Linked DNA regions of Homo sapiens: region 1 is linked to region 2. Evidence: read pairs that join two places in POLR2A ChIA-PET (ENCODE). Cell type or tissue: GM12878. All regions are shown on one strand. Region 1 overlaps FANCM (FA complementation group M). Region 2 holds the start of LINC02277 (long intergenic non-protein coding RNA 2277).

Evidence for each region. Peaks named below come from ENCODE experiments on the same cell type or tissue, not always from the same donor. Only the 100,000 strongest peaks of a DNase experiment are listed, where the experiment ranks them.
Region 1: POLR2A ChIA-PET joins it to region 2 with 6 read pairs; 2 of 35 experiments call an interaction of 5 or more read pairs at or near these places.

What each region holds. Positions count from the first base shown.
Region 1 is chr14:45,141,568-45,149,567 of GRCh38, forward strand. It overlaps FANCM (FA complementation group M), which reads left to right. Exons shown (of 23, transcript NM_020937.4): 4 at 7,270-7,428. Among named protein-coding and RNA genes, the nearest start is that of FANCM, 9.6 kb to the left of the region's middle. RefSeq lists enhancers at 3,287-3,346, 3,437-3,546. In GM12878, no CTCF peak of the experiment used is centred here; a DNase peak (open chromatin) is centred at 3,283; H3K27ac peaks cover 1,208 bases.
Region 2 is chr14:44,475,662-44,483,661 of GRCh38, forward strand. It overlaps LINC02277 (long intergenic non-protein coding RNA 2277), which reads right to left and starts at 6,225. Exons shown (of 3, transcript XR_001750743.3): 1 at 5,456-6,225; 2 at 3,068-3,190. In GM12878, no CTCF peak of the experiment used is centred here; no DNase peak of the experiment used is centred here.

The DNA.
Region 1 (8,000 bases), 670 kb after region 2:
TCCTCTCCTTTCCTTTCTTTCTTTCTCTTTTTTTTTTTTTTGACGGAGTTTTGCTCTTGTTACCCAGGCTGGAGTGGAATGGCATGACCTTGGCTCACTGCAACCTCCGCCTCCTGGATTCAAGCGATTCTCTTGCCTCACCCTCCCGAGTAGCTGGGATTACAGGCGTCCATCACCACGCCTGGCTAATTTTTGTATTTTTAGTAGACACGGGGTTTCACCATGTTGGCCAGCTGGTCTCCAACTCCTGACCTCAGGTGATCTGCCGGCCTCAGCCTCCCAAAGTGCTGGGATTTCAGGCGTGAGCTACTATGCCCAGCCCAGGAGTTTCTTTAAGTTAGTAGTTTTCAGACTGCAGTGTGCATAAGAATCCCTAAAACCTGTTAAAAATACAGGATATTTTTAAATAGTAAAATGATTTTTAAAAGTTGTTACTGTTTTCAGTTTTTTAAAGTTTTGTTTGGAAATAACTTTAGATTGCCAGAAAAATTGCAAAAATAGAAGTCTTCGTTTGGTCCTCTCCCGTCTTCCCCTAATGTTAACGTATCATATAACCATAATAAAATTATCAAAGCCAGAAAATTAGCATTGCTATACCAGTAACTAATCTGCAGATCTTGTCTGAATTTTGCCAGTTTTCCCACTGATGTACTTTTCTGCTCCAGGGTTCAGTCTGTGATCTCACATTGTGTTGTCATGGCTTCTTAGTCCCTTCTAATCTGTGATGGTTCCTCTTTTTTCTTTTTTTTTTTTTTTTGAGACGAAGTCTCGCACTGTTGCCCGGGCTGGAGTGCAATGGCATGATCTCGGCTCACTGCAACCTCCACCTCCCAGGTTCAAGCTATTCTCCTGCCTCAGCCTCCTGAGTAGCTGGGATTACAGTCACCCGCCACCATGCCCGGCTAATTTTTTGTATTTTTAGTAGAGACAAGGTTTCACTATGTTGGCCAGGCTGGTCTCGAGCTCCTGACCTCGTGATCCACCCGCCCCGGCCTCCCAAAGTGCTGGGATTACAGGTGTGAGCCACTGTGCCCGGCCGCTTCCTCTTTTTTCTTGTTTTCCATGACCTTGATGCTTTTGAAGTGTAGGTGCCAGATATTTTGTAGAATATCCCTCAATTTGGGTAAGTCTGATGTTTTCTCATGATGTGGTGACGTTATGCATTTGCTAACAATAATCCAGAAGTGATGCTGTACCTTTCTCAGCATATCCTATCAGGGAATAGATGATGTTGCTTTGCCTTTTTTACTTGTGTTGTAATCTTGACTTAGTTAAGATGATGTCTTCTTGGTTTCTTCATTGTAAAATTACTGTTATTCCCTTTGTAATTAATAACTGTCTTGTGGGGGAAATACTTTGAGACTATGTAAATAATCCTGTTTTAGCATCCAGTGGTGGTTCTTGGCTTGCAACAATTATTGTTGTGGTATTTGCCTAATCATTCTTTCTCTCTTTTATATGCATTAATTTGAATTCTTCTGCAATAAAGATTTTTTTTCCTTCTGTGGGCCACAGTCCAATACTATTTTATCAATTTTATTAAGATTGTTCCAGCTTTGTCTGTTAGGAGCTCCTTCAAGCTCCTGTGTCCTTTAGACATGCACTTTTTTTTTTTTTTTTTAAACAGGGTCTCACTGAGTCCTCCAGGCTGGAGGGCAGTGCACAATAATACTCACTGCAGCTAAATTTCCCAGGCTCAGGTGGTTCTCCCACGTCAGCCTCCTGAGGAGCTGGGACTACAGGTGCCTGCCACCACACCCAGCAAATTTTTGTATCTTTTGTAGAGACAGGGTCTCCCATTGTTGCCCAGGCTGGTCTAGAACTACTGGTCTCAAACTCCTGGGCTCAAGTGATCCACCTGTCTCAGCCTCTCAAAGTGCTGGGATTATTGGCATGAGCCACCATACCTTGCCACTCTTTCTTTTGATGCTTCTGTAACTTTCTGACATCATAAGATACATTATGCTCCTTTAGTATTTTTTCGGCCCAGCCATGGAATCAACAGTATGTCTGGGAAATTCTGGTTTCCTTTATTGAAGAATGGTAAAAATGCAGATTTTGAGACCTGTCCTATAATATTCTGATTTTAGTAGCTCTGAACGGTCTTCCATATTGAGTAAGGATTTTTTTTTTTTTTTTTTTTTGAGACAGAGTCTCGCTTTGTCACCCAGGCTGGAGTGCAGTGGCGCGATCTCGGCTCACTGCAACCTCTGCCTCCCGGGTTCAAGCCATTCTCCTGCCTCAGCCTCCTAAGCAGCTGGGATTACAGGTGCCCACCACCATGCTCAGCTAATTTTTGTATTTTTAGTGGAGACGGGGTTTCACCATGTTGGTCAGGCTGGTCTCGAACCCCTGACCTCGTGATCTACCCACCTCAGCCTCCCAAAGTGCTGGGATTACAGGCGTGAGCCACCACGCCCGGCTTGAGTAAGGATTTTATTGGATACATTCTGTGGCAGCCTTTTAAAACTTTTTTTTTTTATTTTTATGGGTACATAGTAGGTATATATATTTATGGTATATATGAGATATTTTGATACAGGCATGCAGTGCATAATAATCACATCAGGCTAATGGGGTATCCATCACCTTAAGCATTTATTCTTTTTGTTACAATCCAGTTATACTCTTTTAGTTATTTTAAAATGTAAACTTATTACTGACTATAGTCACCCTATTATGCTATCAAATATTAGATCTTATTTATTCTATTTTTTTGTACCCATTAATGTAGTGTCCCCTCCACCCCCCTCGCCCACTACCCTTCCCAGCCTCTGTAATCATCCTTCTACTCTCTATCTCTATGAGTTCAATTACTTTAATTTTTAGCTCCCACTAAAAAGTTAGAACGTGTGAAGTTTGTCAGCAAGTTCCTCCAGGCCCCGGGCAAGTCCAGAGATGCCATCTAGGAGCCAGAAACTAGAGTCAGAAACCTTAGAAATCTACCTTGTGCTCTATACTACTGCAGCTAAGCTTGCACTCAAAGCACAAGATGAAGTCCTTCTCACTCTTTCTTTCCACAGGCAGAGGAGCCTCTCCCCATGGTCACCACTACCATAGGCCCATGAGGTGTACTGCCAGTCTACTGCTGATTTTCATTTAAGGCCCAAGGACTCTTCAGTCAGCTTGTGCTGAATGCTGCCAGGCCTGGGACTCACCCTTCAGAGAAGTGGGTTCCCCTCTGGCCTGGGACAGTTTCAGAAATGCTGTTCAAGAGTCAAGGCCTGGAATCAGGTCCCCAAGAGCCCATTTGTTGCCCTTCCCCACTGTGGCTGAGCTGGTACCTGAGGTGTAAGACAAAGTCTCCTTTACTTCTGCTTTTCTCAAGCAGAAGTTTCTCATCATAGCCATCATTGCTAGAGATGTGCTGGGTTTCACTGGAAGCCAGCATGTCTAAGAGTCTCACCCAAGGCCCATGACATATTACCTGGGTATTGCTGATGGTTATTTAGGGCCCAAGGGCTCTTTAGTCAGCAGGTAATGAATCTTGCCAGGACTGTGTTCTTCCCTTCAAGGTAGCGGGTTTCCTTCTGGCCCAGGGTACGTCTAGAAAAGTTGTCAGGGAGCTAGGGTCAGGAACGGAGACCTCATGACTCTGCCCTGTCCTGTTGTGGCTGAGCTGATATCCAGGATGCAAGACAAAGTCCTCTTTACTCTTCCCTCTTTTTTCCTCAAGCAGAAGGAAGGAGTCACTTTCGTTTATGTGAGCTGCCCAGACTGGGGTTGAATGAAGGGTGGTGCAATCACTCCTTTAACTGTCCCACCTGGTGTCTCACTAGGTCACGTGCCCCCCATGTTCATCGTCTCCAGAGCATTTGCAGGAACTTAAGTTCCAACCACTAGGATGGGGAATTCCCTTCTAGCTAGGGCTGGTCTAAATTCTCCTTCTGTGGTGGCATTGACTGAGTTCCACCTGGTTTTGCTTTTCACTGTGACAGAGCAACACTTAGTTCAATGCACAGTCTCCCAGAAACTGCACTCTCCTTCCCCCAGGTTCTTAGATTCTTTCTCCACACCACAGGGCCTCTGGGGGATGAGGGAGGGGTGGTGTCCATGATTCAAGATTGTGTTTCCTGGCTGAGCGTGGTGGCTCACACCTGTAATCCCAGCACTTTGGGAGGCCAAGGCAGGCGGATCAGGAGGTCAGGAGATCGAGACCACACTGGCTAACACAGTGAAACCCCGTCTCTACTAAAAAATACAAAAAAATGGCCGGGCGCGGTGGCTCACGCCTGTAATCCCAGCACTTTGGGAGGCCGAGGCGGGCGGATCACGAGGTCAGGAGATCGAGACCATCCCGGCTAAAACGGTGAAACCCCGTCTCTACTAAAAATACAAAAAATTAGCCGGGCGTAGTGGCGGGCGCCTGTAGTCCCAGCTACTTGGGAGGCTGAGGCAGGAGAATGGCGTGAACCCGGGAGGCGGAGCTTGCAGTGAGCCGAGATCCCGCCACTGCACTCCAGCCTGGGCCACAGAGCGAGACTCCGTCTCAAAAAAAAAAAAAGAAAAAAAAAATACAAAATATTAGCCGGGCGTGGTGGTGGGCACCTGTAGTCCCAGCTACTCGGGAGGCTGAGGCAGGAGAATGGCGTGAACCCGGGAGGCAGAGCTTGCAGTGAGCCGAGATCATGGCATGGCACTCCAGCCTGGGTGACAGAGTGAGACTCCGTCTGAAAAAAAAAAAAAAAAAAAGGATTGTGTTTCCTACCTCAAAGTGCCTCTTTTAGCAATATGAAGTGAATACCAGGTACTGTGATTGCTCACTTGATTTTTGGTTCTTATGAAGGTGCTTTTTTTGTGTAGATAGTTGTCAAATTTGATGTTCTGTGTGGGCGATTATCTGTATTTCCATCTTGCTCCATGCTTCCAATGATAGCTTTTAACTCTTGCAAGCTGCAAGACTTTTTTCTTCTATCCTTTTTTTTGATGAGCTTAGAAATTCTATCCTATCTCTGGTTTTCTCCCTGACCTCGTTTAAACATTCATGTTTTTCAGTCAGCTTAAAAATGTCATCCCCCTTTGGGAGGCCGAGGCGGGTGGATCACGAAGTCAGGATATCGAAACCATCCTGGCCAACATGGTGAAACCCCGTCTCTACTAAAAAAAATACAAAAAATTAGCCGGGCATGGTGGTGGGCACCTGTAGTCCCAGCTACTCGGGAGGCTGAGGCGCAAGAATGGCGTGAACCTGGGAGGCGGAGCTTGCAGTGAGCCGAGATCGCGCCACTGCATTCCAGCCTGGGCGACAGAGCAAGACTCTGTCTCAAAAAAAAAAAAAAAAAAAAAAAAAAGTCATCCCTTCAGAAAGGTCTATTCTAACTAAGCTATCTTGTCAGTGTTCCTTATTTTGTTATTTTCTTCTTAACATTTGTGATAATTGGTCATTCTTTTGCGTATTGATTATTTTGGTCTTTCAGCGCCAGTAAAATATCAGCTACATGAATGTAGGGATTATGCCGATTTTGGTCGTTTCTCTGTCATTAACTCAATACCTGGCATGTGGGAGTTACTCATGTATTTCTTTCATGAATGAACTATTAAAAGCAATAAGCTTAATTTTATAAAATGGTCACAAATGTATTCTAGATTTTGAATACGTATAGGCCGCCAGTGATTATGGTGTGCCGTATTGGGCACTGCGCCAGGTATTGGGAATACCAAGATATGATTCTTGCCCCAGGCTGTTCCCCGCCCCCCCCAAAACCAAGCCCTCAAAGCTTTCTTTTTTTCTTTTCTTTTTCTTTCTTTCTTTTTTTTTTGGAGACAGGGTCTTGCCCTGTCACCCAGGCTGGAATACAGTCGCAACTGTAGTTCACTCACTGCAGCCTAGAACTCCTGTGTTCAAGTGATACTTCAGCAGGTGCTTGCCACTTCGCCAGCAATTGTCATTTTTTTTGTAGATATGGGGTCTCACTATGTTGCCCAGGGTGGTTTCAAATTCCTGGCTTCAAGCAGTCTTCCCAACTTGGCCTCCCACAGCCCTGGGATTACACCCTTAGGCGTGAGCTGCTGCCCGGCCTAAACCCACAAGGCTTTCTATTTTTGTTTGGACACCATGGCTCACACCTTTAATCCCAGCACTTTAGGAGGCCAAGGTGGGCGGATCACAGAAGTCAGGAGTTAGAGACCAGTTAGGCCAACATGGTGAAACCCCATCTGTACCCAAAATACAAAAATTAGCTGGGCATGGTGACATATGCCTGTAGTCCCAGCTATTCAAGAGGCTGAGGCAGGAGAATCGCTTGAACCCGGGAGTCAGAGGTTGCAATAACCTGAGATAGATTGTGCCATTGCACTGCAGCCTGGGCGACAGAGGGAGGTTCCAAACCGCCCCCCCCCCAAAAAAAAAGCCGGGCGTGATGCCTCACACCTGTAATCCCAGCACTTTGGGAGGCCAAGGTGGGCGAATCATGAGGTCAGGAGTTCGAGACCAGCCTGGCCAACATGGTGAAACCTCATCTCTACTGAAAATACAAAAAATTAGCTGGGTGTAGTGGCAGGCGCCTGTAATCCCAGCTACTGGGGAGGCTGAGGCAGGAGAATCGTTTGAACCTGGGAGGCGGAGGTTGCAGTTAGCCGATATCGTGCCACTGTGCTCCAGCCCGGGTGACAGAACGAGGCACCGTCTCAAAAACACACACACACACACACACACACACACACACACAAAACAACTTTTAATTTTTACATACTCTCAGGATCCTCTCTTTTTTTTTTCTTTTTAATTGTTAATCGCACTGTCAGTACCATAGTCTCCTGCTACAGAATACAACAGATTATATGTTTTTTCTCCAGTTTCCTAATTTTACAATGAAGTCTCTTTATAAGCTTTGGGTACATGAAATTTAGTCCTGGAAATATATTCACATCATATATGTTGATTTAAATGGAAAATATTCTACTAATTTATCAATAATTGATTGAGTATTGCTAATCTGAAATTTTTGTCTGAGTCTTTATAAAGACTCTATTTGTAAAGTACCAAACTACATTTGAGGAACTTTTTGGACATTTACAAATATTCTTATTTCTCGGATGCTTGGCTTGAAGGTCTGTGTGGGGAAAAGATGTTTCGGAAGCACTTTTCACCTGTTGTGCTACTTCTGATGTACTTTTTTTATAGGCTTATCTTCTTTCTTTTTTGTTACTTAATGATATAAATTTCTGGTGCTTCTTTCAAAATTTTACTGCTATTTTATTTCTGTTAGTGACTTAAACTAAAAAATTTTAACATGTAGTTTATAATCATACTTAATTGATTTCATATAGGCTGTGCAACAAGTTATTACTAACCTGCTAATTGGGCAGATAGAGCTTCGTTCTGAAGATTCTCCAGATATTTTGACATATTCTCATGAAAGAAAAGTTGAAAAGCTTATTGTTCCGCTTGGTGAAGAACTTGCAGCCATCCAAAAGACCTATATCCAGGTAAACCATTTTTATGACATTTAGGGATTTCATAAATAAACTGGTAATTGAATTATTTCAGCTAACAGGATTTGGATGTGATAATATAGTTATCTTATTTTTATATAATTGATATGTTGAAAAAATTCTTTGAAGTTAAAATTTTTGGAATGAGCACTGTGTTTTGTATGTACTAGCAAACTGTTATTGAAAGGGAAAATACAAAAGATGGGCCATTTGTAAAGCAAATAATAGCCTTACATGGTTTTGTATTTTTTTAAGTAAACCTTATAACTGGAATATAGAACATGCACACACACACACACACACACACAAACAGCAAAAGTAGACAAAGCATAAGTGTATTGCTCAGTGAATTTTCACAAATTGCACACACCCGTAACATGAACACGTACTGAGATTCAGCCAGAAGTTTCTTTGTTTTCTTTTTGTTGTTTTTTGTTCAGCTCACTGCAGCTTCCACCTCCCTGGTTCAAGCAGTTCTCCTTAGCCTCCCAAGTAGCTGGGATTACAGGCACATGCTACCACATCTGGCTAATTTTTATATTTTTGAATAGAGACGAGGTTTCACC
Region 2 (8,000 bases):
TCTTCTCGAGGAGTATCTTTGTGGCATTCTTTATATTTCCTGAATTTGAATGTTGGCCTGCCTTGCTAGATTGGGGAAGTTCTGCTGGATAATATCCTGCAGAGTGTTTTCCAACTTGGTTCCATTCTCCCCGTCACTTTCAGGTACACCAATCAGACATAGATTTGGTCTTTTCACACAGTCCCATATTTCTTGGAGGCTTTGTTTGTTTCTTTTCGCTAAACTTCTCTTCTTGCTTCATTTCATTCATTTTGTGTTCCATCGCTGATACCCCTTCTTCCAGTTGATCGCATCGGCTCCTGAGGCTTCTGCATTTGTCACGTAGTTCTTGTGCCGTGGTGTTCAGCTCCATCAGGTCCTTTAAGGACTTCTCTGCATTGGTTATTCTAGTTAGCCATTCGTCTAATTTTTTTTCAAGGTTTTTAACTTCTTTGCCATTGGTTCGATCTTCCTCCTTTAGCTCGGAGTAGTTTGATCTTCTGAAGCCTTCTTTTCTCAACTCATCAAAGTCATTCTCTGTCCAGCTTTGTTCCATTGCTGGTGAGGAGCTGTGTTCCTTTGGAGGAGGAGAGGCACTCTGATTTTTAGAGTTTCCAGTTTTTCTGCTCTGTTTTTTCCCCATCTTTGTGGTTTTATCTACCTTTGGTCTTTGATGATGGTGATGTACAGATGGGTTTTTGGTGTGGATGTCCTTTCTGTTTGTTAGTTTTCCTTCTAACCGTCAGGACCCTCAGCTGCAGGTCTGTTGGAGTTTGCTGGAGGTCCACTCCAGACCCTGTTTGCCTGGGTATCAGCAGTGGTGGCTGCAGAAAAGCGGATATTGGTGAACCGCAAATGCTGCTGCCTGATCATTCCTCTGGAAGTTTTTTCTCAGAGGAGTACCCGGCTGTGTGAGGTGTCAGTCCGCCCCTACTGGGGGGTGCCTCCCAGTTAGGCTACTTGGAGGTCAGGGACCCACTTGAGGCGGCAGTCTGCCCGTTCTCAGATCTCAAGCTGCATGCTGGGAGAACCACTACTCTCTTCAAAGCTCAGTTGGAAACGCAGAAATCACCCGTCTTCTGCGTCACTCACACTGGGAGCTGTAGACTGGAGCTGTTCCTGTTCAGCCATCTTCCATCTTTCTTAATTTCCTGTATATCATGTACCCAGTGTTCCTTCTCCTTAGCATCCTGGTGTTTTAAATTGCTATCTCCATTTTCCTATATTCTTTGTCCTTATAGAATAGTCTATTTTATTAATTATTTACAATCTAGTATAAAAGTTAGCTCTTCCAAAAGACCTCACCTGATTAACCCTTTCATATAGATCTTTTATAAACTCTAAGCTCTCAGACACCAGGACAGTTTCCTTATAAAGTGAAAAAGAGCATATGACTTCATATTAGAAATGCATTAGGATAAATGGCCTAAAAGCATAATTGCCTTAAGGCAACTTATCAGTACCCTTCAGGGTTTGTTTCTACAGCATGAAACCAACAACAGCAGAGAATAATTTTTAACAGTATATACGGACAAATATTTTTCATCCTTACATTTTTGTGTGCATAAATAGCATTTCTTGAGATCAGAGCATTTTGCACTATCCCAAGGTTTACACTATGAAGATAAAATGTACAAGTAATTCCTGCTTATTTATCATATCTTTCTGGAAATTATTTTGTGAATAAGATTTTCAAGAGTGAATCAAAGTTGCCCATTGAAAGACTACCTTACCAATAGTGAACCTGACAAAGACTCCAGCATCAAATAAATCATAGATATAACTAACAGTACTTTGAAGACATAGTAAGAAGTTTAAAGTTTTTTAACATTAAAATAATATTTTAATTTAAACAATAAAATATAATTCATGTTCTATAAAATTATTTAAAATCTCTAAATAATACTCTAATCATTAAGGATTCTAAATGACATGGAAAATGTTTCTGAAAAACTGAATCTACTCTGCTGGATATAATATATTTAACAGTTATGTTTCAAGAAATTTGGCGGGTGGCTCCCATGCAGGGACAATGGCTAAGCCTTGGGCCTGGCAACACATTCCCTCCATGCTAAATAGCAAAAGGCCCTTAATTTGAACTCTGTTATGAGATCTATAATCTGTAGGTCAGATGGTGAAATGCAAAGATGAAAAGGCAAATGTTGTTCTTTCCAAATAGAAAAGAATACAGACTTTCCTATTTCCACCTGGGTGTACATTCTACCTTGTAGCTGTGCAAATGTAAGTAAGCTCTTTAAACTCTAAACTCTTGTCTCCATAGCTGCAAATTGAAAACAATTATACTTAATAATAACTAAATGAATATCAAAAATTAAATGAAATAAAGTGCATAATGTGCTTAGCAAGTATCAAGTATATGTAGTAAATATTCAGTAAAATCACTATTATGATATCATTATCATTATCATCACATAGGGTACACTCGCCCACTGACACAGTGTAGATTACCTAATACATGTAGTCCATTCCTACCTCACACCTAGAAGAACAATTAAGTGCTCTCCTCAATACTAGGGATATGATCTAATAGACTCACACTGGTCTCAAGAGACAAAGGGCCTGATGAGCTAACAGCAGAAGGAATGCTGACTCTCATAAATTTTGACAGATATTTTTCATATGAATTGACAGAAAACCTCCTTTAGTTACTGAGGAGTAATTTAAGCTATGTATCACTGGCCAACCACTATAATTAAAGTTAGATATCCTGAGTAAGATTTTTTTATGGCCTAATGATCAATTAATTATTTCTGCATGGGAAATTTTCCAAACTACGATAGTCTCAAAGATGCTCTAAGGGTTTAAACTATGAGGATTCAGTCTTTAATTTGTTCAAGTGTTGGAGCCAACACAAAAATGAGTCTAGTTTTAGGAATGTTTTACTTTGCCTACGGTTGGAACTATAGACTGCTATCTCTTCAATACAGAGTCTTACACTCCTTTATTTTAATAAAAGTATGAGAACTTTATCCTGTACTTGGTAAATATTTAAGACCTATGAATCTTCCCACCATCACTAACATAGAATAACAATACTGAAAGATTTGCCAGAAATTACCCAGGGTACCTCTCTGCTGCATCCTGAGAGGCCCGTGTAGAGCATGGCCTGCTGCATGCATGGTACAATTCTGCCGCTCTCTTGTTCCTCTGTGTTTATCCAATCAATCCAGACTATATTGTCTAGGCCTTCCTAGACAATAAAAGAATCACTTTTTAAAAATTGTGCTTTTGTTTAATGACGTATCCTATATTGAAAAATGCTATAAAAATGTTGTAAGAAAATCTTGTTGCATACTGTTTCATTCTGTCTCCCTTGCAACAACTATGGGGGAACTTCCTTTAGACTTCAAGGCCACGGCCTCCCCTCGAGCTGGTATATGTTATCATATGGACAATTTGAATCTTGCAACTTGTCCTGATTCCCTCTTGGTTTTGGCTCATTAGGAAATTCAAAATTGATGTGGTGTCCCACCTTCAGACACTGTGAGAATTTTATAGCACATATCTCTAGTTCTCTCTCTTATAGCCCCATTTTATTATTCTTCCTTATTTTCCTTTCACCTTGTCTTTTATATTTTTTCAGTCATTATGGCTTATGCAGTATACTTGTGCTTGTCTCTTTAGAACTTAGGAGAGGTATTTGTAAGAGTGTCATGATGTCTTTAAAAAAAGAAAAAAAGGCTCTCCAGGGAAATGTTTCCCAGATTCTCAAATGTATTTGCCAATGAACCTCCTCTAACAGTACAGAACCATTGACCCCAATTCCTGCACCAATTCTTACCAAGCTAAACATATCACTGGTCTACCTGGATTTACATTGCGAATGAGTGCTAGGTTCTCTTATGGTATGTACAGCTTGTAAGCTTTTTCTTCATCATCATTTTTACCACCAAGCCCTTGCCACTCCTATCAGGCTACCGCTGGGTGGCATTCTGCCTTGAATGGACAGATCATCTAAATAAAAAAACGTCATTACCTATCTTATTTCAACCACCTGAATATTTTCTGTTGCTTGGCTAGTACCAGCCAGATTTCAAGTAGCTATCAGGATGTTACCATAGATAACACAATACACACCTGGTCTTGCTGCACACATTACGCATTGTGCATTGAACTACCCTGTGCCTTGTGACAAATGGCTTGTAAAGGCCAATTAATTTTCTCAGCACCTATCTTATCTGGTTCCTGCTTTATCCTTCTACACAGGAATCAAATCCCCGCACAACTGGCACTAAAAACCTCTACCACCACCAAAATTCAGAAACATGAAATTGACCACCCAAGCGCTCCATTCAGAGATTATAACTGACATTTTAAAAACAGCCTATAGTTCCCTTATGTCAACACTAGATAGAGATTGGATTCCTGGACTGAATACAAAGATGACCTTTGTTAGAAAACTGAAAACAAAATGTAAAAAGCAACGAAGCAGAAGTGGATTGCTCCTATATATTCATATCTATGAAATGTATCCATATTTTCATATACGGTATAAATACATAGTTATAATTTTAAGGGCCCATCCTAATGTCAACAGTAAAGAGAAAGAATAGTAAGTTCATAATATTTCTTTTATTGTGTTTCCAAAGCTGTTGAGTAAGTTATAATGCCATAATTCTGGCAGAATTGTCTATTTTATATAAAATTTTTAAGATTTCCCCACAAAGAGCCAGGTTCATACAACATATTAATGTAATAAAAATGTCTCCTAGAAATAGGAGTGCTTTTTAAAGATACTACTAATCCACAAAAATTACTCAACATTTCATTTTCAGCCATAAAACATATTTACACATACTTATACAATACTAACTATGGAATTTAACCCAACAGTTTCCAATTACTTACATTAAGAGACACAAGAAATCACTACAAACTAAAACTAGCCCAATCCTTGAAGATAATTCTTAAAGTGTGGTCTACAGACCACCTGTTTCAGAGCTACCTAGGAAGTCTGCTTAGAGTGCAAATTCATGGGACATAGTCAGACTTCTAGAATTAGAATTTCTGGGGTTGGAACCCTGGAATCTGATTTCTTTTTAAGTAAGTTCCCTTGATTCTTGAGTGCAGTAAAGTTGAAGAATCACAGCACATGGAGAAGGCAAGTGAAATAAAAAAGTCAGACTTGTAGTGAGAGTCCTTGTAACAGGCACTGCATAGCACACAAGGAGTGCAACAAGTTACTGTAGTCCACATAGGCAGCTGGCAAAATGAGGTAGGGTATCCACAACTGCATCAATGCAACTGGGTTTGAAGCTTCACTACATGCTAGCTATGTGAATTACAAGGTTTTTCTTTTAACTCAATGACTTCTGCATTTGTAAAACAAGAATAATAATCTAACTTAGGTGTGGTTGTAAGGATTAAACAATTTAACACACATAAAGCACTTAGAGCAGTGATCTGGGAGAATATCACATAGGAAAGAATCATTCTAAAATGACTATGTCATTACCTATCAATACTACACTGCTAGAGGTAAGTAACCATAATTATCCATATTCTGGGCTATTAAAGCAAAACTGTGAGATGAAGTTCATCTTCGTATCGTCCCCTTCCTTTTGGATATCTTCCATTCTTAGTATAAAGATCTGCCCTTCCTAACCTATACACTGTGTTTGTTCTCACCCGCCCACAATGGTGGTTGTTACAATTTTACCCCACTGGAAATCATCTGTTGTATATTACATCATCTTATGACTTTGTGTTTCAATAATGGAGCTAAAATGATGTACTACGTTTTTAGAGGGACCGTTGCCAGGTATACATATCTAACGGATGTTTGAGGAGACTAATCCTTTCCCCCATAGTTTTCTAATGAACTAAAGAGTGTAATGGTGAAAAGTAAAGGAAGGTGAAAAAGATATTTCAGAGTAAGCATATCTCTTAGCAACCATCCACGAACCAGGCATTTCATACCTGCAAATAAAACCTTGCAAAGAACAGTACACCAAGAGAAAAGCTACTTATACCAGATTAATTTTACCATGAAGAGTTTATCTTTTATCAGCTTTCCCACTCTCATTCAACTCAGGGATTAGGCATACTTTTCCTTTCCTCCTGAATTTCACTCCTTCACTCTGAGTACATGATATTAAGAGTTACCAAGTAACATATATTTCACCTTTCCTGCTCTGCAACCTTAGAAGCTACCTGTGCTGCTCCCAGCTATTCCTCTTTTCCTTGAACCTCAGGGTAAAACATCTTCCTCCTTTTGAAAGTTGTTTCCACTTAGACTCTGAGTCCGATGTATTTTGATCTAACTTGGAGCTTTTTAAATTTAATTCCTTCTCTCTCTTCCTTGTCTTCAGATGACTCCTTCCCCTTATGCTATGTTCAATCTTAAAAATTCCCTTGATTTTTCAACGATTCATACCTTCTTTCCCACAGCTTTCCTTACCGTCTATCAGATTTTCAAATTCCCAACATCCTGTTTTTGCTTTTATCATTCTACACACACACACACACACACACACACACACACACACACACACACAAACCCCATGACACTTAAACTTGATTGGCAATGGCCACCACTGACTTTCACATTGCCAAACCCAACTGACTGAAAATTCCAGCATTTGACACTGTTCACTAGTGTTTCCTTCTAAAAACATTGTTCTCCCTTGACTTCTCTAACATCATCCAAAAATAAAGATATTTATTTCCCATCTCTTTTACTAGATCTTTTGACTCTGCTCATCCTTAAAATGTTTGTGCCCACCTGTCTTTTCACCTTACAATTCTTCCTTAATGTTTAAATTTAGTCTCATAAATTTACATCTATAAATGTATGACTCTCAAATCAGCACCTCTAGCATCAGTACTTCTGAACTCCACAACCAAATATCTAGTAACCTACTGTAATTTCTACCTTGATATCTTTTGTCCTGTGGGTCATATCTTGATAAAAGAAATTATCTATGTAATCACTCATGCCAGAAATCGGGGAATTATTTTTGAACCCTCATAATTCATCACTTCCCATGTCTCATCAGAGCACTAGGTCTCATCAGTACAAAGCCTGTACACTAGGTCTTGTCAGTACAAAGCCAGTACACTAGGTTTTGTCAGTACAAAGTCAGTATAAAGCACTCTCTACTTTATTGCCTTCCCGCCATCTGCGTGTGCTACCACTGCCTTCATAGGAAGCACATTGTCTCTTCACTTAGGACAGACAAGTTAAAAAAAATTTAAGGTAGCATGATAACTTTCATACAACTATAAAATAAACATGTGTCATAGATTTTATTTAACTAATTAATGAATGAGGGAGCAAGTAAGATGTTACAATGAGTTCAAAGGAGAAGTTAAAGTACCACACTTACATAGGTTGATAAGGGATGCTGAGAAGAATTTACCAATATATTCAAGCCTGGCTTTTTCCACAGTAGGGAGGAAAATTAATTTTCCATTCTCCAGACAATTCATTTGCACATCTATGGACAAGAGTCATTTGCATCGACATGATCTGCAATTTACAGAATTTTAAATAGCTGAAAGACAATGAAAGATGCAAAATCCATAGAATCAAATAACTCAGAAGGGTGTGCTCTGTCCTTTAGACAACATATATTTCGATTGAAGACACCTAGTACAGTTTTTTGTCTACTTCAAAGTCACAACTTTTTCTGAAAGACTTTCTCATCGTTTGTAAAACTAAAGTCTAATAAAATCTCTCCCCCGTCTCCCTACCAACACAAAATATCTAGCCTAGCTCTAACTGGCCATTCTGATCTCCTGTCTCACCACCCCACCCCACCCCACTTCACCCCCACTTTATATCAGTTAGAGAAATAACAAAATGCTCATTCTTTCCCTAATACACTTTGCTGTTTTATACTCATTTTATTTCACATGCCAGATTTTTCCTGGAATGTACTTTTGTCCAACTAATAAAGCCTCATTATTGTATCTTTTATGAATTTTTTTATTTTTAATTTTTATGGGTATATAGTATGTGTATATATTTGTGGAGTGCATGAGATGCTTTGATACAG